2 separate regions of the Homo sapiens genome follow, and region 1 is linked to region 2. A link is a loop called in an ENCODE intact Hi-C map of the cell type or tissue named here. Cell type or tissue: transverse colon. All regions are shown on one strand.

Evidence for each region. A loop is a pair of places that touch in the nucleus more often than their neighbours do. Peaks named below come from ENCODE experiments on the same cell type or tissue, not always from the same donor. Only the 100,000 strongest peaks of a DNase experiment are listed, where the experiment ranks them.
Region 1: a loop joins it to region 2, with 3 times the contacts of the local background. A loop is called at or near these places in 2 of 110 quality-filtered maps.

Annotation. Positions count from the first base shown.
Region 1 is chr10:12,454,611-12,457,110 of GRCh38, reverse strand. All of the region lies in intron 1 of CAMK1D (calcium/calmodulin dependent protein kinase ID), which reads right to left. It also overlaps the pseudogene RNU6ATAC39P. Among named protein-coding and RNA genes, the nearest start is that of CAMK1D, 110 kb to the right of the region's middle. In transverse colon, no CTCF peak of the experiment used is centred here; a DNase peak (open chromatin) is centred at 1,150; H3K27ac peaks cover 2,143 bases.
Region 2 is chr10:12,627,690-12,630,189 of GRCh38, reverse strand. The region is part of intron 2 of CAMK1D (calcium/calmodulin dependent protein kinase ID); the gene reads right to left. Among named protein-coding and RNA genes, the nearest start is that of MIR4481, 24 kb to the left of the region's middle. In transverse colon, no CTCF peak of the experiment used is centred here; a DNase peak (open chromatin) is centred at 1,119; H3K27ac peaks cover 2,036 bases.

The DNA.
Region 1 (2,500 bases), 170 kb after region 2:
ACAGAAACACAGATTTTTATCATTCTCTTTAACAGCTGCATAGCGTTCCACTGTCGATACACACCATCACCCCTTTAACCAGTCCCTTATTGACTGATGGCCACTTGGCGGCTTCCAACACTCTGGTGTCACAAAGCTTCAATGATAATTGTGAGCAAATGTCATTTCATCACATGTGGGGGTGTATCTGCAGTAAAGATTCCCAGAAACAGGACTGCTGGGTCAAAGGGTAAATGTATCCGTAATGTTAGTTCATGGCACCAGATGCCCCTCCTGTAGGGTTGTTTAAAAGTACTGTTAGGTGCTATAAAAAGGTAGAGATTTTTTTTTTTTTTTTTTTTTTTGAGACAGAGTCTCACTCTGTCACCGAGGCTGGACTGCAGTGGCGCAATCATAGCTCACTGCAGCCTTGACCTCCTGGGCTCAAGTGATCCTCCCGCCTCAACCTGGGACAACAGGCACGTGCCGCCATGCCTGGCTAAGATTTAAATTTTTGTAGAGACAGGCCCTCACCATGTTGCCCAGGCTGAGTGATACTTTAAATGTATATGTGTGGTATAGGTCCTGAGAATGTTTTCCATTCTTGTCACGGGGACTGTTAACCTATTTCTTTACTTTCATAAAACACGGGATCTTTTAAAATTTAAATCAATGCGGCATCCCCCACTGGTGGTCTGAGTTCACCTTCCCTATTAAACTTGCATCCAACAATTCTCTTAGGCTAACAGGTTTCCCCTCTAGCAACCTATTGGAAGAAAACAGCCCCTCTCAAAAAGACTTGAAAGCCTAGTTAATATGGGTGGAATTAAATTTTTATAAGAGCATTCAGGAATTCTAAATCAGCAGCAAATATTTTTCTCATCACAAGACACACAATGACATGGAAATCAAACATAAATGAATATTTTAAAACTTTATTCATTCCAATTCAGGGGATCCCCAAACCTAGTTTATATTCCCAGAGTTTTTAGTAATTCATGACTTTTTCACAGTGAGAATCTATAATGAGAAAATGGTGCCTATCTGCAGAAGCGATAAAGGGTTCTTTCCCACCCAAGCTTCTGGAGAAGGCATGAGGAAACAATGTACTTTCACATGAGAATCTCAGATTTCAGGAAATTGACCTTCTGACTTAGAACATTTATTATGGGCGGGGTGCACCAAAGCAATGATCTGCTTTCATACTGGCACGAACTGGCTAAATACAAGTCATATGAGACTAAATTCACTCCTTTGTTTAATATGGTTTTGTATAACACCTTCAGTTTACTTTAAAATCATTTGGCACGGACAGCATGATATTCTCCATGGGCTAGTTGCTGTAAATGTCAATTCTAAGAACAGTCAGTTAACCTAATCAATAACTCATACTCCATCCACCAAAGACATGGACAAGAATGTTTTCAGCTGTTTGCTTCATATTGTCCCAAACTGGAAACAACCAAATGTCCATCAACTACAGAAAGGAACCTAAACTTTATATGATGGAATTACAGAGCAATGGGGAAAAAACGAACAACTTTTACATACAACAACATGAATCAATGTCATAAAACATAAGTGCAATTCCATTTATATGGAATTTAAAAGCAGGCAAAACTAATCTAAGGTGACAACAGTCAGAACCGTGATTACCAGGCTGGACATAGTGGCTCATGCCTGTAATCCCAACACTTTGGAAGGCCAAGGCGGGCGAACTGCTTGAGCCCAGTAGTTTGACACCAGCCTGGGCCACATGGCAAAACCCCTGTCTCTACAAAAAAATACGAAAATTAGCTGGGTGTGGTGGTGCATACCTGAAGTCTCAGCTACTTGGGACACTGTGGCAGGAGGATTGCTTAAGCCCGGGAGGTCAAGGCTGCAGTGAGCCCTGGTCATGTCACTGCACTCCAGCCTGAGCTACAGAGCAAGACCCTCTATCCTTATGCGAGATTCCTAAAAAGGTCCAGCCATTGGTTTGGGAAATTTCTGGCTGCCTGAGGCTCCTCCTAGGGTAAGAGAACCCTGGTTTTGGAATACTGGAAAATCTGCCTCGAGGGAAGCTTTCATCCAAAGTGGCACTCAGAGCACACAGTAAGGCACAGAGCAGGGACTCCTGATGACAGAACCACCACCCAGACTGTACTCGGCCAGCCGGCCGGCCTGCTCACACATTTCCTAAATAAGGGATCTTATGTGAATTTGGTATGAAACTTGCTTGCATTATAACCTGGCAATGAGAATGTAGGAGAACAGCTAACTGTCATTCACCTAAAATTTTACCTACTAAAAAACCTGAGCGCGGACAGCCAGTCTGGCTTAGTTCCATTCTCCAGAGGTTTGCAGATTATTAGGTGAGTGGCAACATAGCGCAGGCACAGAGGCTCACACCTGTAATCCCAGCACTTTTAGGGGCTGAGGCAGGAGGATCACTTGAGTCCAGGATTTCAAGACCAGCCTGGGGAACACAGCGAGACTCCATCTCTACAAAAAATTTTAAAATTTGCCAGGCATGGCAGTG
Region 2 (2,500 bases):
AGTAACCAGGTTATAAGCAGCTTCGAATATCAGGGTGAAGAGATGGGGCTTCATTTTTAGTATCCTACATCCTTATGGCTAGAAAGAACTGTAGAGGCCATCTCGTCCAATCACACCCAAAACCAAGCCAAGAGGCCACCCTACGGGGCTCAGGTGCCTCCCTGTCCCACTGTCCTTCTGACCTCAGCCTCTCCGGAACAGACCATCTCTCAGAGAGCTGCAGCCCTGCCTCCATCCACTGCAGTCTATCGTATACATCACTGGACTGAACTCATCACTGTCCCCTCTTGCTGTTCATTCACTGCCCTGGGAGGCATCAACAGACATGATCCAAGACAATCACAGGGTCAGGACCCACTCGAAGGTCTCAATGGATGTTCTCCTCCTTCTGTATCCAGAACCCCTTGCTTTTGAGGATGCTACGAGGAAACAATGGCTTGAGCCCAGAGAAATGAATGTTATAATGCTATCAGGAAACCTACTACTAAAAAACATCAGCTTGGATATTGTGAGAATTACAGTTTGGCACACTTCTGGGAGATAATGTAGAGGTTGAAACAAAATCACAGGTGGAGAACACGTCCTTGTCTGCGATGACTATAATCAGGACCCTCCCACACAATCAGCTTTTCACTTCACAGCCACACCACGGCCTCTAACTTTGCTCCCTGTAATAGTCTGACAACCTCGACATGGGGACAACACACAAGAATCTGGAAGAAAGGACTCACCTTTAGCTCTGCATCTTCACCGGATGCACATTATATTTTTATGTAAACGTGTTTATTGTCATTTTGGCCTTTCAACACCTTGGCATGAAACGTTTTTACTACATCGAGTGCAAAGTTGATTGCATAGTCATAGTTTTAGAAACCAAAAGGTAAGGCTAAAACCAGGACTGGATCAGTCTTTAAAAGGACTCTTCAGATCCTCAGATTCCCCTCCTGTCCTGAAGAAAGCCCAGAGGTTTGCTCTCTAAGAAGATTACTGCATACAGTGGAGTGGAGATTAAAGCACTTTAGAGAAAATAAGCCACTGAACAAAAGCTCCCGCCTCACCCAAGCTCAGCTCCCAGAATGCTGGCAGCTGGCCTCTGTCCCCACCAAACAAATACACACAGACATTTACAGCAGCTTTATTCACAACTGCCCAGACCCGGAAGCAACACAGTCCCCCAGTAGGTGAACAGGTAAACTGTGGTACATCTAGACAATGGACTAGTATCCAGTGCTAAAAAGAAATAAGCTATCAAGCCACTTAACTGTGCATTTCTAAGTGAATGAAGCCAATCTTGAAAGACTACATATTGTATGATTCCCATTATATGACCTTATAGAAAAGGTAAAACTATGAAGACGGTGAAAAGGTCAGTGGCAGCCAAAGATTGGAAGGAGAAGGGGAAGGGAGGGAAGAACAGGTGGAAAACAGGATTTGTATAGCAGTGAAACGATTCTGCAGGCCTCTATGATGGTGGATACATGTCATATATTTGTCAAAACCCACAGAATGTATAACATAAAGAGTGGACCCTAATGTAAACTAAGGGCTTTAGTTAATAATAATGTACCAATACTGGCTCATCAATTATAGCAAATGTACCGCTCATCAATACCAATATTGGCTTATCAATTATAACAAATGTACCACCCTAATTCAAGATGTTAATAATAGGGCAAATTGGGTTGGGGGTATATGAGAACTCCCTGTACTTTCCACTCAATTTTTCTCAAAACCGAAAACTGCTAGACTATGATAAAGTAAAAATAAGACAAAGTTATTAATTAGACACACACACAGTGAGCCATGACCACACTAGTACATACTAGAATGGCTAAAATTTAAAAGACCAACAACACCAAGGATTAATGAGCAACTAAAACTATCTTACATTACTGGAGGGAATGAAATGGTACAACCCCACTGGAAAACAGTTAAACACATATGTGCCAAATTACCCAGCAATTCCATTCGTAGATATTTACCTGAAAGAAATGAAAACATAGGTCTACACAAACACTTGAATACAAATGTTCATAACAGCTTTAACTTAATAGCCTGAAACTGGGAAAAACTCAGTTTTGTTTTGTTTTTTGTTTTTTGTTTTTTTTTGAGACAGAGTCTTGCTCTGTCGCCCAGGCTGGAGTGCAGTGGCACAATCTTGGTTCACTGCAACCTCTGCCTTCCAGGTTCAAGCGATTCCCCTGCCTCAGCCTCCTGAGTAGCCGGGATTACAGGTGTGCGCCACCACGCCTGGCTAAATTTTTTTGTATTTTTAGTAGAGAGGGGGTTTCACCATGTTAGCCAGGATGGTCTTGATCTCCTGACCTTGTGATCTGCCTGCCTCGGCCTCCCAAAATTTCGGACTACAGGCGTGAGCCACTGCACCTGGCCTTGTTTTTTTCTGTGTTCATCAACAGGTAAATGAATAAACACCTCGTGTTACATTTATGCAAAGGAATTTCATACATGCAGTGAAAAAGAACAATCCCAACAGCATGAA